Regions from separate parts of the Homo sapiens genome. Here region 1 is linked to region 2. The links are chromatin loops, found by intact Hi-C in ENCODE. Cell type or tissue: endothelial cell of umbilical vein. All regions are shown on one strand. Links, peaks and the distances in the headings refer to the core of each region. The heading gives the core; the rest is flanking DNA. Region 1 overlaps YEATS4 (YEATS domain containing 4). Region 2 holds the start of FRS2 (fibroblast growth factor receptor substrate 2).

The links. Peaks named below come from ENCODE experiments on the same cell type or tissue, not always from the same donor. Only the 100,000 strongest peaks of a DNase experiment are listed, where the experiment ranks them.
Region 1: a loop joins it to region 2, with 4 times the contacts of the local background. A loop is called at or near these places in 5 of 110 quality-filtered maps.

Annotation. Positions count from the first base shown.
Region 1 is chr12:69,384,216-69,393,272 of GRCh38, reverse strand. It overlaps YEATS4 (YEATS domain containing 4), which reads right to left. Exons shown (of 7, transcript NM_006530.4): 7 at 2,403-3,126. The coding sequence ends at 2,957. Among named protein-coding and RNA genes, the nearest start is that of YEATS4, 29 kb to the right of the region's middle. In endothelial cell of umbilical vein, for the core only: a CTCF peak has its summit at 4,732 (motif pointing left); DNase peaks (open chromatin) are centred at 3,212 and 4,702; H3K27ac peaks cover 625 bases.
Region 2 is chr12:69,467,160-69,476,378 of GRCh38, reverse strand. It overlaps FRS2 (fibroblast growth factor receptor substrate 2), which reads right to left and starts at 5,991. Exons shown (of 9, transcript NM_001278356.2): 1 at 5,849-5,991. RefSeq lists enhancers at 5,598-5,647, 5,819-6,320, 8,991-9,219. In endothelial cell of umbilical vein, for the core only: a CTCF peak has its summit at 5,198; DNase peaks (open chromatin) are centred at 1,028, 5,368, 5,678 and 6,018; H3K4me3 peaks cover 1,733 bases; H3K27ac peaks cover 1,340 bases.

The sequences.
Region 1 (9,057 bases), core at 1,058-9,057, 84 kb after region 2:
GACCAGGTCTCACTATGTGACCTAGGCTAGTTTCAAACTCCTGCCCTCAAGAGATCCTCAGCCCCACAAAGTGTTGGGACTACAGGCGTGAGCCACCATGCCCAGTCATTTTCTTTGGTTTTGATCTCAAGAGTTTGAAATCTATTATTATTAAAAAACAAAACAAAACAAAACTGAAGACATTAGGGGTAATGCTAAGGAACAGGTACCTGAAATGTTTTCTAGAGATTTCAAATATCTATGCTTTAGTATTCCATCCAACAAAATTAATACTAGAATTTTCTTACATGTTATTAATGGCTAGCAAGATTTTTATCTACAGTGTTTTGCATTTATGCTACCTGATGTTCATATTTGATATAGTATTAAGTTACTACAATTAGTTAAAGGAAGGAGGTTTGAGAAGTATTTAGGCATGAGCAACAGACAATTAAAAATGCTAACACTTTGAACATGAGAATTAAGTATTAATGAGACAGAAAAGCCCATAGCAGATTACTCATCTGAGTAACTGCTGGTTGACTCAACACCAAGCTATAGTTCCTTAATCTCCTATCTGTAAAATATGAATAACAGCACCAAACACCTACATTGGTTAGAAAAAATGAAACTAATACTTTGATCTTCTTTCAAGAAGTGAGCTGCCTAATTAGCTGAGTTTCTTTAATTCTTCTTATTGTCTAGATGAAGAAATTATCCCTTGGGAAATATTCTCTTTCCACTTATAAAAGAATGGGAAAATCTATCATATGGAGATACCACATTTAAAAAATGCATTCATTAGTTGATGGACATTTTGAATTGTTTCCTTTTTGGCAGTCATGCATGATGCTATGAACATTGATGTACAAGTTTTTGTGTGAACATGTTTTCATTTCTCTTGGGTATATATCTAGGAGTGGAATTGTTGTGTCATTGGATAATTATGCTTAACTTTTTGAAGAATTGCCAAGCTGTTTTCCAAAGTGGCTGAACCATTTTACATTCCTACCAGCAATATATGAGGGTTCCAATTTTTCTATAGCCTCATCAACTTTTTTGGGTATTTTGTTTAAAATTATAGCCACAATGGTGGATGTGAAGTGAAATGCGATACACTTCACATTTTCCTAATGATGAATGATGCAGAGCATCTCCTCATATGCTTATTGACCATTTTGATACCTTCCTTGGAGAAATCTCTGTTCAAATCCTTTGCCCATTAAAAAAATTTTTATTGAGTTACAGGAGTTCTTTGCAATGTCACAGTGAAATCCTACCAAGATTAAAGCCAACAAAGAAATAAGAGCCAATAGAGAGTAAGATTGAGCCATGACCACATATTTTGAACCCTTGTATGCATGCATGAAGTCAGACCTACCTACATGGACTTTAGTTTTATGAACCAATACATTTGAACCAATACATTCGTGGGCAGCTGACTAGAATAATGATTGCCTGTGCCAACTCCTCAAGTAGAATGGGGCTTTTCCCTCATGTTATTTTCCTGATCTATCCCCAGGCCCTATGCGATACTTGGGAAATCTTATCATGATAAGCCTGGCAGGTAGGCATGGGGATAAAAGGTGCAGAGAAAATGAATGATGCCTGGCACAATTGAAAGTACCACCATCAAGCCCCAGAGGGCTCTGGCCGAAATTTCAGACCACAGAGGCCTTTGTACATCCTCCATAATAATTGCAAAAGTCACAACTTTAAAAAATAAAGCCACAAAGTAAAAAGTAACCAATCCATCAGGGCAGACAGATAAAAAAGTATTTTTGTTCCTAGGTTGCCAAGATGGTTCAGCCAACATACCTTTAAAGATTAGGTATTAATGAATGTTAAAAGTAGATGAGTCTAAAAGTAGAGGACTTGCTGTGTGGATTTGAACAGAAGAGGCTAAAGAGGAGAGGGTAGGAGTAGTGCATGAAGCTAATGCACAGCTGCAGCTGCTTCCCATATGTCTCTATGAAAGATTTAATTTTTTTTTTTTTTTTGAGATGAAGTCTCATTCTGCCGCCCAGGCTGGAGTGCAGTGGCGTGATCTCAGCTCATTGCAACCTCTGCCTCCTGGGTTCAAGCAATTCTCCTGCCTCAGCTTCCCAAGTAGCTGGGATTACAGGCATGTGCCACCATGCCTGGCTAATTTTTGTATTTTTAGTAGAGATGGGGTTTTACCATGTTGGCCAGGCCAGTCTTGAACTCCTGACTTCAGGTGATCCACCTGCCTTGGACTCCCAAAGTGCTGGTATTACAGGCGTAAGCCGCCATGCCTGGCCCCTAAGAATTAATATATTTGTATGTGAAGAATAATGACACTATGATATAGGCAGAACAAAACTTAAGATATAATCTTTACCATCAAAGAGCTTCTACATGCGACAATGAGTGCCAATAAGAGATGTGATGTCACAATACTATAAAGATACTTTAACTGTATTGAGGGAGTTCCAGAAAGTCTTCAAAGAGGAAGAAACACATCAGGAGGGAGAAATAGGATCTGTAAACTACATTTATTGAATACTTACTGGACACATCATATACAAAAAAGGATGGGGGCAGGTAAGAACTTGAAGAAATTAAATATACACATTAAGTTTCTTCACTAATTCTAGCCACTAAAGAAGTACAAAATTTGTACAAGTAATACTTTATAATGAAATTTTGATGCCTGTCAAAAGGGTAATAAGCTATACATATACTACAATAAACATTTTTAAAAACTGTGCTTAATATCATAGAATTTTCTTAAAATGGGTTGGTAAAATACCTATATAGCATCCATTCTTACACACATATTTTCCATTAAAGATTGCTTAAATAGTACAAATTCCTATTGCTAAGAAATTCATGGTCAACAGCTGTATATGAAGTTCCTCTAAGAAACATCACAGCATTTGCAGTAAGTCCATTTCTCCAGTGAAGCCCACCTTATTTTCAGTTTAGCTTACTACCAAGTTCTCATGAGAACTGTTTATATGTCTTTTGCTTGGTCATCTTCTTCAAGTTTTCTGATTTCATTTTTTAAACAATTTATAGTTTCACGACTTGCTTTTAATCTCTCCTTAAGCTCTGCAATCTCAAAGCTTGTTTTTTTCTTAGCAGCTTCTAATTTTTCTCTGGTTTTCACTTCAAGCTCTGCAACTAAAGAAAACAAATACTTTTACTAAAGTATTTTTCTCACATGTTTAAGATATATGACAGGGTAATAAATATGGCATTTCCTGACGACAATGTTTCCATGATGAAATGTGGATAACTTAAGAATTACAACATTAAACATGGGTGCAGGTTGGGGGAGGGGAAGAATGTCTGAATTCCCAAGAGAGGATCTAAGATGTTTCCTACAACTAAAAATAAAATTCTGGTCACCAACTCACAGTTAAAATTTTAAGACATAATGTCCTTTTTTCCATACACATATTAAGATTGAAATAAGGGGGCACACAAACCCAAGATACATCAGCTAATGAGAGGTGACTGGGCGCAGTGGCTTATGTCTGTAATCCCAGCACTTTGGGAGGCTAAGGCAGGTGGATCACTTGAGGTCAGGAGTTCGAGACCAACCTGGCCAACATAGCAAAACCTCGTCTCTATCAAAAATACAAAATTAGCAGGGCGTGGTGGTGCACACCTGTAATCCCAGCTACTCTGGTGGCTGAGGCATGAGAATCACTTGAACTTGGGAGGCAGAGGTTGCAGTGAGCTGAGATGACGCTAGTGCACTCCAGCCTGGTCGACAGAGTGAGACTCTGTCTTAATGGGTGGGGGTGGGGGGGAAGCGTTAACTACAAGTATTCTTAAATTTATATACAGGTGAAACTTTTTTTTTTTTTTTTTGAGATGGAGTCTCGCTCTTGTCGCCCAGGCTGGAGAGCAGTGGCATGATCTCAGCTCACTGCAACCTATGCCTCCCAGGTTCAAGCAATTCTCCTGCCTCAACCTCCTGAGTAGTTGGGACTACAGGTGCATGCTGCCATGCCCGGCTAATTTTTTGTATTTTAGTAGAGACGGGGTTTCACCGTGTTGCCCAGGCTGACTGCGAACTCCTGAGCTCAGGCAATCCGCCCTCCTTAGCCTCCCAAAGTGCGGGGATTACAGGCATAAGCCACCAGGCCCGGCCCAGGTGAAACTTATAAACAAAATCACACTATCAATACAAGCCAATATCTTTTTTTCAAATAGGTGGCAATAACTGCTAAAATTTGAATCCCAGCTCTGCCACTTACTAGCTGTGACACTGTAAGCTATTTCACCTATGTTCCTCACTTATGAAACAGAAATGATAATGGCAAATACTTCATAATATTATTTGTTGAGAAAACTTTTGAGACAGGATCTTACTCTGTCACCCAGGCTGGAGTGCAGTGGTGTGATCTTGGCTCACTGCAAACTCTCACTCCCGGGTTCAAGTGATTATCCCACCTCAGCTTCCCAAGCAGCTGGGATTACAGGTGTGAGCCACCACACCCAGCCTGTTGAGAAGACTTAATGAATTAATTTATGTAAAGTACCCAGAATACTGCCTGGTACAGAAAAAGCCCTATCAACTATTGTTATGAGAAAAGAGAAACATTAAGTGATATCTGAAACTATCTATCTATAACAAAGTACTAAAGAAATGTTACTGCAAAACAGGACACATCTATTTAAATATGCCACTTGGATATGTAGCATGATGTTTTACAAAGAAAAATATCTGCTTGTGTCTAACATTTCCATCTTGTGGACATTTTTGGTAACTGCTGCTCACTATTAAAGTACACTTATACTTACTTTCACTAATAAAAGATGGTCACTAATTGGAAGCCAGATGGTTTGGTGGGAAAAAAACCCAACTATGGAAACAGAAAAGATCTGATTTCAAATAAACCCTTGCTTCCTTATTAGCCGAATGCTAACATTTCTAAGGCTCCATCAATCTCTTTGTACGATACAGCTAAAACTAGGTATTTCTCAGAGGATTTACGAAGATTACATGAAGTAATTATATGTAAAGCATCTAGCACATAAAAAACATGCAATACACGGTAAAACCCTGTCTCTACTAAAAATACAAAAAATTAGCTGGGCATGGTGGCGAGCACTTGTAGTCCCAGCTACGCGTGAGGCTGAGGCGGGAGAATGGCGTGAACGCAGGAGGCGGAGCTTGCAGTGAGCCGAGATCGCGCCCTGCACTCCATCCAGCCTGGGCGACAGCGCGAGACTCTGCCTCAAAAAAAAAAAATAAAAATAAAAAAAATAAAAAAATTCAATGAATATTAATGAGTTCTTTCCTTATTTTGCTCATTGCTGGTGACTTGCTTTTTGTGATTGTCAAAACAATTCATATTTTACTTTGTAATTCTTTTCATTCTTTTACAAATTATTTTTATACATAGGTAGTACACACAAGATTACAAATTAAAAGATTAAAGAGTAGACAGTGAAAAAATATGCCCTTCTACTACACTTGTTCCCCAGCCTGCCATGACCAATCAGTGCTTCTTCCCAGAGATAATCACTGTTGTGTTCTCTGATATCTTCCCAGAAATAGTCTGCTGATATACAAAGCATATACCCAAGTGCAGTTTCTTCTTCTTCCCAACACAAGTGGTATCATTCTATACACATTGTTTTGCACCTTGCTGTTTCACTTAACATTATATCTGGAAGCTCACCCTATAACACAGAGCTGTCTCATTCTTTTTAATGACTACAGAGGACCTAATTGAATGGATAAATAAAATTCATTTAGTCTGCCCCCTATTGATGTACACTCAGAGTATCTCCATTTTTTTCTTTTACAAACAATGCAATAATGTGTATGCTGTAAATAATCATTTTAGTATATTTGTAGGATAAATTCCTGGAAATGGAACTGTTATAGAATATATATGTACTTGTAATTCTGGAAGAACATCAAGCAACTCAAAAGGATCTACCAATTTATAATCCCATTAGCATTGTGTCTGTTTCCCTACTGCATCAACTTTTTGGTCTTACCTAACCTGAAAGGTTAAAAACAGTATTTCTGTAATTCGCATTCATCTTATTACTATTGGGGCTGACTCATCTTTTTTATAATGTTTGAGACATTTCTCCCTTTCTACAAATGATCTGTTTTCCTTTTGCTCATTTTCCTATTGGGTTATTGGCCTTTCTTATTGATTTGTAAGAGCTATATACAGCTTTATACAGTAGTCCCCCCTCATCCATGGTTTCATTTTCCATGCTTACAGTTAGCCACTGTCAATAGCGGTCTGAAAATAGGTGAGTAAAAAGTAGAATAAGATTTTTTTGGGGGGTGGGGTGGGGAAAGAGCACACATTTACATAACTTTTATTAGAGTTCATTGTTATAATGTTCTATTTTATTAATTAGTGTTGTTAATCTTTTATTGTGCCTAATTTATAAATTAAACTTTATCATAGGTATATATGTATAGGAAAAAACAGTATATAGGGCTTGGTACTATCTGTAGTTTTAGGCATCCACTGGGGTTCTTGGAATGTGTCCTCTCCAGATAAAGGGGGACTACTGTATGTTAAGAAACTAGTCATTTGTGACATGAGTACATTTTTCTATGGCCTGTCAGTCTTTAGACTTTGTTCCCAGTGCTTTTTACTATGCAGAAATTTGTATTCCCCTATACCCTCTCTCCCCACATCAATTTAAAAAACACACTGAATGATATGCGCTTTGTTAGATGCTGGGGTACAGAGGCAGGAAACAGGTAAGAAAAAAATGCACTAATGTTATGAGGTAATCATAGGGAACGACAAGAGTAGACTGGATTCAAATCAAGTAGAAAGGGTGAGTTTTATGAAGGAGGGCTTCTTGGTAGTAGTAACATCTAAACTGAATTTTAAACAATGAGAAAGGAGTTAGGTAAATGAAGTGGGCATACAGGCCCAGGAAGCAGCATAAAGACAAGGAGTCCTGTATAGCTGTAAGCGGTAGTTTTAAAACTAGCCAGGGAGACCTGATTAACTCAATTGTCAGAAGGACAGCATTCACTGTAGATATAACATAGATTTGTTGTTTGATTCATGATACTTTTATTTTTGACAACTTGTAAGACTGCGAAGGGCACTAGATGTTTGGAAGAAGACATGAGTTAATTAGCAATGAGATCCTGGGGGAAAACATTTTAAAACTTCTTTTAGCTTGTTCCAGTGTTCTGCTTCCTATGTGTTAAATGCTTATACAAAAAAAGAAAAGTTTCTGTTTTTAATTTCCCAATGAAGCTCAATTTCGAGAAAACAAATCCAAAGAATTACTACTTTTATAAAGTCAGTTCAGCATACTGGTTAGGAGACAGACTATCAGGCTTTTTACAACTTATTAGTTAAGTGGACAGATTTTGGGTTTAAAATGCAGGCTCTACTGGGTAATTTTGGGCAAGTTATCAAATCTTTCTAGAGCTTTTACCTACAAAATGGTGCTAATCATAGTATCTTCCTCCTAGGGTTATTTTAGAGTATTAAATAAGTTAAGAAATGGAAAGTGCTTGTCAGGTACATAGTAAGCTCTCACTAAGTGTTCACTATCATTTTTACTATTTCTTGAAGAAGCAACTAAAAAGCTAGATCATTAGTGCTTAAACTTCCAATATACTCCATAATAAATATTCTCTCTATAAAAATACTATTAAATTTTTGGAGCCTAAGTTCTGAGGACTGCCAGGGATCAAGTTCTGATTCTACTACTAACTAGCTGTGTGACCCTGGGCAAGTTTCTTAACCTCCTTATACCTCGGTTTCCTTTTCTAAATATTACCTAATAAAGCTGTTATAGAATTAAGTGAGTTTATACATGTACAGACTCAGAAGAATACAAATAGTAAGCACTGAATAAGTCTGGCATTTTATTATTACTAAATATTGACTATCATATGCCCTCAGATTATTAAAACTATACATATTTTTTAGACCTTTGATTAATATTCCCAGATAGCTTTCCTAAAGAGCTAAATTTATACTCACAAAACAATTCATGAGAGTGCAAAGTTTACTCTTAATCGGTACAACTATTTAAAATTCCTGGCTGGCATGGTGATTCATGCCTGTAATACCAGTACTTTAGGAGTCTGAGGTGGAGAAACCTGCCCCTACAAAAAAAAAAAAAATTAGCCAGACATGGTGGCACATACCTGTAGTCCTAGCTACTGTTAGGGGGCCAAGGCAGGAGGATCATGTGAGCCCCCAAGTTTGAGGCTACAGTGAGCTACGATCATGACACTGCAACCCAGCCTGAGTGACAGAGCGAGAACCTGTCTCTAGGGGAAAAAAAAATGCTTTTGCTAATTTAATAGGACAAATATAGTCATTCACTACTGTTTGGTTTGCATTTTTAAAATTATTAGCAGGGCCAGATATTTTATCATTTTATTTACTGGTGATCTCTTATTCTATCTGTCTGTCCATACCTTCTGCCCATTTATCTACTGAGGTTTAACAGGTTTTTCTATTTATCAATTTTAGCATTTAAAAAAACATTAATTCTTTGCCATATTTTCTGCAAACTTTTCTTCTTTGCCTTTTGGAAATGCAGAAATTAAATATACTTAATAAAGTCTATCCTTATTTTAATGTGATTTTTCCTAACACTTTAAATTTGGAAAGTCCTTCCTAGCCAGGATAGCCAGTAATCTAATTTTTCAAAAAACAGGCTGGCTGATTTTCAAAAAAACATTTAAATATCTTTAACTAAACTGGAATTTGTTTTGGTAAGTACTATGAAGTGATGATCAAAATTAAGTTTTCTTCCCAAAAGCTTACCAATTATGCCAACACCATTTATGGAATTAGACTTTTCTTCCTTATTGATTTGGTACTGTTAAGAAAATGAACTAAAGATCACACAGAAAACTTAATTTATTGATAAAAACTTCCCAAGGTTATACAGCTCCATACGTAAGATTTAACACATTGAAACAGATTTATAGCCTTTTCACAAAACATATTATTTATAACTACTTGTTATACATAAATAAATGATAGTTTTGTCAAAAACAGAAAAATGTGAGCACTTGAATTTTAAAAGAGAATTTTCTGCCATGAATGGGCACATTTCATGGTATGAGAGAAAGAA
Region 2 (9,219 bases), core at 407-8,406:
GCGCCCACAGTTCAACAGTTTTCTCCAGAGGCTCTGGTTGAGAAACACAGTCTTAAACAAGTAATTTAGAGCTACTTGTGTGAACTCAACTGAAAACAGTCTGAACTGCTCCTTGAAATATGTTATAAGTATTGACTGTGAATCTTGACAAAATTAAATTCAATGGTGGCGAGAATCACAATACGTCCTCTGTAGGCTAACACAAGGGCAGAATGTACCCCAAACCTTCTTTAATATGCATAAATATGTGGATGAATAGTCTCCTCCAATCCCTCAGATTCTGTTTAAGCCAAGATTTTCGGATTTCACAGAACCATAATCTTTAAAAAGGGGCACGAGGAAGGAGAGGGTGACCAGCATAGGGCTGCCAACTTTTATTCTGCCAAGGACATTTAAAAAACAAAAACAAAAACTACCGATTACCCATCACCACTATTTCATAAAAGAACTAAGCGCCCATCGAAAATGGCAAAAGATAATTTTAGAAAAACATATCAATAGATTTAGCTTTAAAGAAGCCAACTACATTCTCCTTTCACTCAAAGGAAAACTCTGTCATGAACTGACACTACTCCACAGTCCAGCACTTCGGGAGCCACAAGCTTAAGTGGCTAGCTCCCACTGAGAAAAGGAAAGTGATGATACGTAATGCCCAAACCAAATATTAACCTATTCAATAATGAGGAAATGTAAGCTTAGAGAAGTTTAGGGACTCTCCCAAGGTTGAATACCAAGGATTTTGACACGGGTCTATCTAATTCTAGAGTCAGAGGTCCCAGCCATTATCCTAAGTTTCCTCTAATATTCTTCCAGTGGTATAACAATCCACCCTCATCTAGTCACCTTTGTGACCAATGACAACCAAGGAATTTCCAAGACAGCTGGAGGGAGTGAGGGGTGTACTCCCTGGCCATCATTTAGACTGAAGCTAAATGGAACTCCTGACCTTTGCCTCATTAATACCAGGCTTACTGAAACTAAGCCAAACAGCCCAGACAAAGCACACACAAAACCCCCTGCCTCCAACAACACTGACACAGGACTCTTTCGACATTCCCAAGTGCCTGTGATATAGTGGAAAACATATTCCTGAAAAACAAAAGGAATGTATTAATTCTCAAGAAGGAAATAAACACTTCCATGGTAACTCAGTCTAAAAATAATAAACTTGCCCTCAAAAAGTTACAACTCTAAGCCTCATTCTGCAAACTATTATAATCTTTTACACATTAATACTCAAGTTCCCCCTATTTAAATACCTAAACAGAAAACCACACAAAATTCTATAAATTTACAGTTCTTAAACAGTTTCCAAAATAAAATATGTAACTTTCATATGTGTTATCATATAATGGATAAAAGTATCTTATTCTATCCCTCTAATATAATCCAAACATTATAAGCCAAAACTAATCATGTTAATCAAAAGAACTTATAAAATAGAGTTGGAAGAAAAATATGTAATCAAATGCCATTTTCTATAAAAAGCAATATTAACAGCCTTAATGAGATGTAAATATTATCTTTGAATATTCAGAGGTTCTTGATTTTGAAACCAAAATCGATGTCATACACATAAATAAGTGAAATACTGTATCAGAGATTTGCTTCCAACTCCTCACATACCACTTGCCAAACAAATGTCCAAAAGAAACAAGCTAACATAGCTTTTAAGTAACCAAATCTGACACTCTGGATGAAATGAGTCTGAAGTAGTTTGTCCTCCCTGAAACAGGGTAAAGATAGCATAGTATTCTTGCTACCCAGGGCAAGAAAACTGTATTTCCCAATTGGATTTTTAATGATCAGATTCTTTCTACTCCGTGTGAACCTACAGTGTGAAGAAGCAGTGGACATACTATCAAATTCTTTACCCACTGCATAAAATAAATCACTTAGCATATTTCCTTCTGTTTTAAACAGATGCCATTTAAAACAGAAGTTTTTTTTTTCTTTCCCCTCTACATTCTCCCTTGGCACTTTCATCTTCTTACACAGATTCAACCAGTACACCTATTTGTATTATTCACTAAACCCATGTTTAATATATGCCTAGTCCTGACCTCTCCCCTTAACCACAAATCCACATTTCCAAAAGCCTTTGGACATTTCCAGCGTTTGGCAAGTATACAAAAAAGTCAACAAATCCAAAACTGATCTCATTACGTACCTCCTTGCCCGTATTTCTAGTAAGAGTACCACCGTCAACATCTCCGACACTTAAAAAGTGTAATCTTCAGCTGGGCGCAGTGGCTCACACCTGTAATCCCAGCACTTTGGGAGGCTGAGGCAGGCGGATCACGAGGTCAAGAGATCGAGACCATCCTGGTCAACATGGTGAAACCCCGTCTCTACTAAAAATACAAAAGTTAGCTGGGCGTGGTGGTGAGCACCTGTAGTCCCAGCTATTCGGGAAGATGAAGCAGGACAATCACTTGAACCCAGGAGGCGGAGGTTGCAGTGAGCCAAGATCACGCCACCGCACTCCAGCCTGGCAACAAAGCTAGACTCTGTCTCAAAAACAAAAGTGTAATCTTCACCTTCCATCTCCTCCAAACCTGCTCCAAAAACCCCTCCTCCTCGCCACCCACCTACGACATTGAGGTCCTGCAGAGCCTTCACTCTAATTCCATTACCACTGCCCTTGCCCAGTATTTATACTACATTGAAAGTCAGCTTTCCACATCAAATCATTCTGCACACTACTCTATTAGACCTTGGTAACTTCTCATTACCTCCCAAACGTCGAACTTTTTTTCCCCAAATGTCAAACTTCTAAAAGCAGCACTTAAACATGCTCCACAATCCTGCCCCCACTTAAAATTCAAACCTCATCTCTAATTCCCAAAAATGAACAGTATATTCCAGGTAATCTGGTCCACTAACTTTTCTCCAAGTACACAATGAACTTTCCCACCTCCACACTTCTGCTCACATCATTCTCTTTATTTGAAAGGCCTTCTTCACCCACCTACTCCCAATCCATAAATCTTTGTCTTAGAAAAGTCTTATTCTCTGTAACATTAAACTCAGGTTACCAGTTTATTGGGGAGCAACATGATGCAGTAGAAACACACAGGCTTTGGCACCAGACAGATTTGGATTCAAATTGGGGCTGTTACATGCTAGCCACATAGCCCAGGCAAGTAACTTAACATATTTGAGCCTCACTGTCCTCATTATTAAGGTACTTACATATTGCTGTGAAGCTAAGAAAATGCTGTAAACAGCAACTAGCATTAAGTCTGTTCAGTAAATGCTCAATAAACAGTAGCTTCTGAGCTATCTCCACAAATTTCCATTACTTAAGCTAAAAATGAACCCTTTCTTCTTTTGTATAATTTACTCCAAACTTTACCTCAAACCACCCATAAGTATTTACAAATGTTTATGTTGTAAATGTTTACACAAATCTTATATCCCCTTCTAGATTTCAAATTCCTAAAAACCAAAAGTTTAATCTTTATATCCTAAAATGCCTAGTATAGCGCTTTTCATGAAGCACTCAACACCCATCGCCAATGTTAAGTCCCAATTACAAAAAAAATTGTTAGTATGCCTAAAGAATACAACTCAACTCTTCATGATTTCAGAAATTATTACCAAAACATGAAACTCAACTGTTATGGCTATACCTTTATTTGCTCCTTACATAGTTACCTAACATAGCATAGCAAATAGCATGCTATGCATAACATAGCATAACATGCATAGCAAATGCTCAGTGTTTGTTGAATTGACTTGTATAATATAAAAATACAATCAGTATCTGATTTTCCCCAATCACCTTTCTCTGCTCTTAAAACTCTTGAAGTATTTCCCTTAAAAATACATTGTCATACCTGCAAATCTGTAACTACATCTAACTTAACTATTTTTCCAGATTCTCTCAATTCCAATATTCCAATCTTATGCTCTAAATAATTAAGTACTTCACATGTGGAAGAAGCTACAGTTTCTATCTAAATTTAAAAGTTGTGCAAATATGCTGGGGATGGTGGCTCACAACTGTAATCCCAGCACTTTGGAAGGCCGAGATGGGAGGATCACTTGAGCCCAGGAGTTCAAGACCAGCCTGGGCAACATAGTGAAACCTCGGCTCTACAAAAAAAAAAAAAAAAAAAATTAGCCAGGTGTGGTGGTTGGTGCCTATAGTCCTAGCCACTCAGGAGTCTGAGACAGAAGGACTGCTTGAGTCCAGGAGTTGGAGGCTGCAGTGAGCTATGATGGGGCCACTGTGCTGCAGCCTGGGCAGCAGAATGAGGCTGTCTCGAAAAGAAAGAAAAAAGAAAAGAAAGGAAGAGGAAAAAGAAAAGTTGTGCAGCTAATCTCTCCACAATTTTTTCCAAGGACTTTAAAAATCATCTACCCTTTGCCTGTTCAAAATCAACAACCTTGAAATAAATTTTCCTTTGCATAGGAAAAGCTCACTGAACTTGTCACTTCAGTCTATTTTTCCTGATTCATGATACCACCTCCCCTTTCAGGGGTGGGAGGAAAGAGAATGACATAAGTACCCAAAAAACTACAGAATAAACCCTAATCTACACACAAGATGAGAGTTGCAGATAGCGTCACTGGTTTCAAGAAGGTGATTTGTGAATACTTTACGCTGCAAAAACAGTGGCCATCTGCTAATAGCAATAATCTGCAGTAACTGCATTCCCTTATAAAAAGTTTTTAAATCACCATTTATTGTGGAAAACCCATATTTCCTACAAACCTTTCAGCAGTAAAGTTTACTACCTAAAATCTGTTCACTAAACCTACCTACATCACTTTCTCCCCTAGGAAATCCTCAGTTTATCCGAAGTAAACACTTCATGGAATAAGTTTAAACAAAACATCTCTGCCCACCTGTGTGAAACTCTGCATTGCAGCAACAATTTTAACAGTGTAAGGAATCTCTCAAGAAAATCCAAGAACAATTTTTCCTTAAGAAAAATGACAGTTCCAAATATGAAGGTAAACAAACTTTGGGAGAAAGGATATAACTGTCCAACTCTTTAAAATCAATTCGTACAGCCTCTGAATGAACTCATCATACAACTGTGACATCAGATAGCCAAAAGAATTAAGAGTGTAGATTAGAGAAAAGCATCTTTTTTTTTTTAGTATGTCTGCAAAAAAAGGCGGGGGAGGGGGTGTCTAAACTACTGATTTTCCTTAAGCAAGTTTTTTCTTTAAGTTTACTTCAACAACAGCTTCAGCAAGCTTTCAAGTGAGTAAAGATGATACAGAGCATGCTGGTGCCACAGCGACCTACGTATCCAGGACCGGTTCCGAGCCCAGTCCAAATCGATCCCGGACAACCCTGAAGCAAATCTGGATGAAAAGCCCTGCAAAAGATCCCTGGCATGTACAGGCAGCGCCCCACCCTGGAGGGAAAAGACGACACCCCTGGGACCCGGGTTAATTACTGACCCCAGGACAGACCCAGAGGAGGCGAAAAGTCGGGAACTGGAGCCCAAGATTGAGTCTGGTGTCCAGCTACTACCCCAGGCCGGACACAGAATACCAAACTAGGGAGCGGCGAGGTTTGGGGCAGCACACATGAGGGGGGTCGGACGGACGAACAGAGGCCCAGCCCATCCCCACTCTCGAGTCCCAACAGCAACAACAGCTCTGGGAACCCCCTCCCTGGCTCCGCCCCGCCCACCCCATGGACCCACAGCCAGCTCTTCCCGTCCCGCTGGCCCGGAGAAGTCCGCGGCGGTCGACAATCCCCTTCCCCGGACGCCGGCAGCCGAGCCCTCAGCCCGGATCCCGAAGCGGGCAGCGGGGGCACGAGAACGCCAGCTCCGACGCGGGCCCGCGGCCGTCCCAGTCCGTTTCCCTAGCCACTCACCGTCCGCCCAGGTGCTGAGAGGGAGCAGGGCGCGGGTCGGCGGGCGCGAACCCCCAGACTCCGACCCGCGCTGGAGCCCCTACTTGGAGCAGATCGAGTCTCAGCCGCTGTGCCTACAAGGCCTCTCTCCGGCCCGAATCTTGGAAAAGCACTTCCGGGGGAGCGGGGGAGGGAAGGGTTTTGGCACCGGAACTGCTCTCAGCCCGGAGCTGCCAGGGCCTCCAGGGCGGGGCGGGGCCTCTCTCGCCGGGCGCCCACAGATCAGCCTCTGGGCTCCTAACTAACCCTTTCCGCCCCGCGCCTCCTCGATTCCCCGGCTACTGCTGCACCCTTTGCTTTAACTGCTGTTTGAGTTGTTTTACTCCAGCCAGCTAATTTTACAAATAAGGAAACCGAGGCTCGGAGAATTAGGTGCAAGAATCCAGTGCCTACACCCGGCCTCCCGACTCCCTTCAGTGTACTCTACGCTCCAATCTGCCTCCTTTAAAAAATAATGATAATAGTTAACATTTATTGAACGCTTACTACGTGGTAGGCACTGTATTAAGTCCCTTCGGGTGCATTAACTTATTTAATCATCCCCAAACTCCTTGGGGTTGGTGCTATTATCTACGTCTTGCAGGGGAGAAAAACGGTCAAAGATACCAAACCCAATCTCACAAATGTTGGTTGATTTTAATTCACGTGTGTATAAATCTCATCTACCTATACCAAGATTTTGAAATTATTTAAAAACAGGGCTCAAACTATATTCCTATATTCTGTCATCACTGGTGACTTCAACAGAGGCGAGAGCTGGGGTTGGGGGGTTGGGGGGGTTGGGGTGGGGATCTGGAATCTTTTTGCTTGTCTCCTTTTATTTACTTTTATTTTTTCACCCTGGCAAGTTATAAAATCATCTCTGCATTGTAGGAATCCAAAATGATAATGCATGATAAACATTTCAGAATGTCTGGCATTGGATAAAAGTTAACGATTCTTATACCTCATCAGCAATAGGCAATAGAAAAGATTAGTTAAGGAAATAAGAAAGAGTAGGGGTTGGCCGGGCGCGGTGGCTCACGCCTGTAATCCCAGCACTTTGGGAGGCCGAGGCGGGTGGATCATGAGGTCAGGAGATCGAGACCATCCTGGCTAACAAGGTGAAACCCCGTCTCTACTAAAAATACAAAAAATTAGCCGGGCGCGGTGGCGGGCGCCTGTAGTCCCAGCTACTCGGGAGGCTGAGGCAGGAGAATGGCGTGAACCCGGGAAGCGGAGCTTGCAGTGAGCCGAGATTGCGCCACTGCAGTCCGCAGTCCGGCCTGGGCGACAGAGCGAGACTCCGTCTCAAAAAAAAAAAAAAAAAAAAAAAGAAAGAGTAGGGGTTTTTACAACTGGAAAAATACAGGTGCTTGTGAAGCTCCATGCAGTGATAATATGAGGACCCACAGAGTTACATACCAGACAGGGAAAAGGGATGGAAAGGAGGAGGGCGTGGGATTCCTCAGCCACAAAATCAGAAAGGCACCAGATATCTGAGGCAGATTCTGTATCTGGGATGCAGGGAAAGAAAAAAAAGCCTCTTAGCAATGCATACTATCTGCAAAACAAATGTACTAACATCTCTTGAAACTGGGGGGGGGGGGGGTGGCGGGGAAGATTTTTAAATGTTTCTACTATGAAAGGCAGGGGAAAGGAAAAAAGTTGAAAACCCATTATTACAAATTTAAGATGCAAACAATGCCACTGCTCTTGGCTTTATTTACAGGGCTTTCTTACTTTATTTTTGTGATCGCAGAAGTGTTGGCAAATACTTCCGTAATACTCAAATTCAAGCAGCCTTTTGTGCCTCAGAGTGTGAAGAAGTAAAAAACAGCGTGGGTTGGCAGGACTCACCGACATCTCTTTTTACTCAAGGCCTAAAGGGATAGTGAGAGGAATCCTGAATCACAGATATTATCAGGCTCTGTGTGGGATGCAGAGGTGCTAGAGGTTAGTCATTTAATCTGGTCATCTAACTGGTAAATGGAGCCGCCTGGGTTTGAATTTGCAGACCATATTCTCAGATGCTTTTCACCACTATCCCAGTGGTTCTCAAATTTGAGAGTGCATCAGAACCACCTAAAGGGCTTGTTAAAACAGATTGCTGGGCCCCACCCCTAGAAGTCCCTGGACTAAGCCTCTCAACATCATCTGTGAACTTGTTACAGATGCACATTACTGGGTCCCGCCCCAGATCTTATGAATCAGAAGCTCTGGGGTGGGACCCAGCAATCTGTGTTTTAACAGGCCCTCCAGGAGATTCTGATATACTGTCAAGTTTAAGAACCACTGCATAAGATATTAAGAACTAATATCTTGTCTTCCACATATTCCTCTTTTTTTCTAATTTTTTCCAACAGGGATAACTCTTACCGGAGCAAAAGTTCTTGCCGTTGAATTAAATGACCTATTGAAGGATTTTTATTCATGTTTTGCTCTCAGTGAAAGAAGATGAGGCTAGAAAAAAAATTACTATAATGGAGGATTCATTTTGATTACTTTAAATTTGTACTGAAATGTAACCAGATAATACTGGGTTGGGGGTGGAACTAATATTATTTGGGAATTACTCTATGCCAAGGCTTTACACGCGTTTTCTAAATTAATCTTCACTACATTGCTATGAGGTTTTATGGTCTTAATTTTAGAGATGAGGATAACTGAGACTTAGGTGAAGTAATTGACTTAAGGCCACATTCTTGTTAAGGGGCAGAATCAGGATTGTGCAAAGATCCCTCTAATTCCAAAACTCATGTTCTTTCCACTTCGTGGCTGGAGCCTGGAGAACCAAATTCCACTGTGGGCTCCACTGCCCCAGCTATGCAACATTGATTAAGCGATTTAATCTCTATTTCGATTTCTCCATCTATAAATAATGTTATCATAAATCTGCCCCACCCACACTGGAATGTCAGAACAAATGAGGAAATGAAAGTGTAAGCACTTTCAGCTTTTTAAAGAAAAACAGTAAAAAGGCAAGTTATTAAGGCATTGTATGTTTAGGCAAGTGTTGCTGTGTGATTCTGGACGGTGAAGTCTTTCCCAATTATCTCCTGATTCATAAAGAAGAGTGCCAAAGAAAAAGTTGTTTGACTTCATTTACCAGTGTCTCCTGGAGGTAGAAGATGACAGAGGATTGTATGCATCTCTTGCAAAAATTACAAGCAATCTCTCACCAGGCTCATTCGGCTCCAGGTTGTTGCCAAATTGCTGGCCCATCCTCATCTTAGAGATGTCTTTTCTCCTAACCCTTTTCTTCTGTCCATTCCAGGCATCCCTCTACCCGCCTGCCTCTACCCACTAGGAAAGACTTAAAATTCCTTTTACTTTATTATGTAGAAGGATTT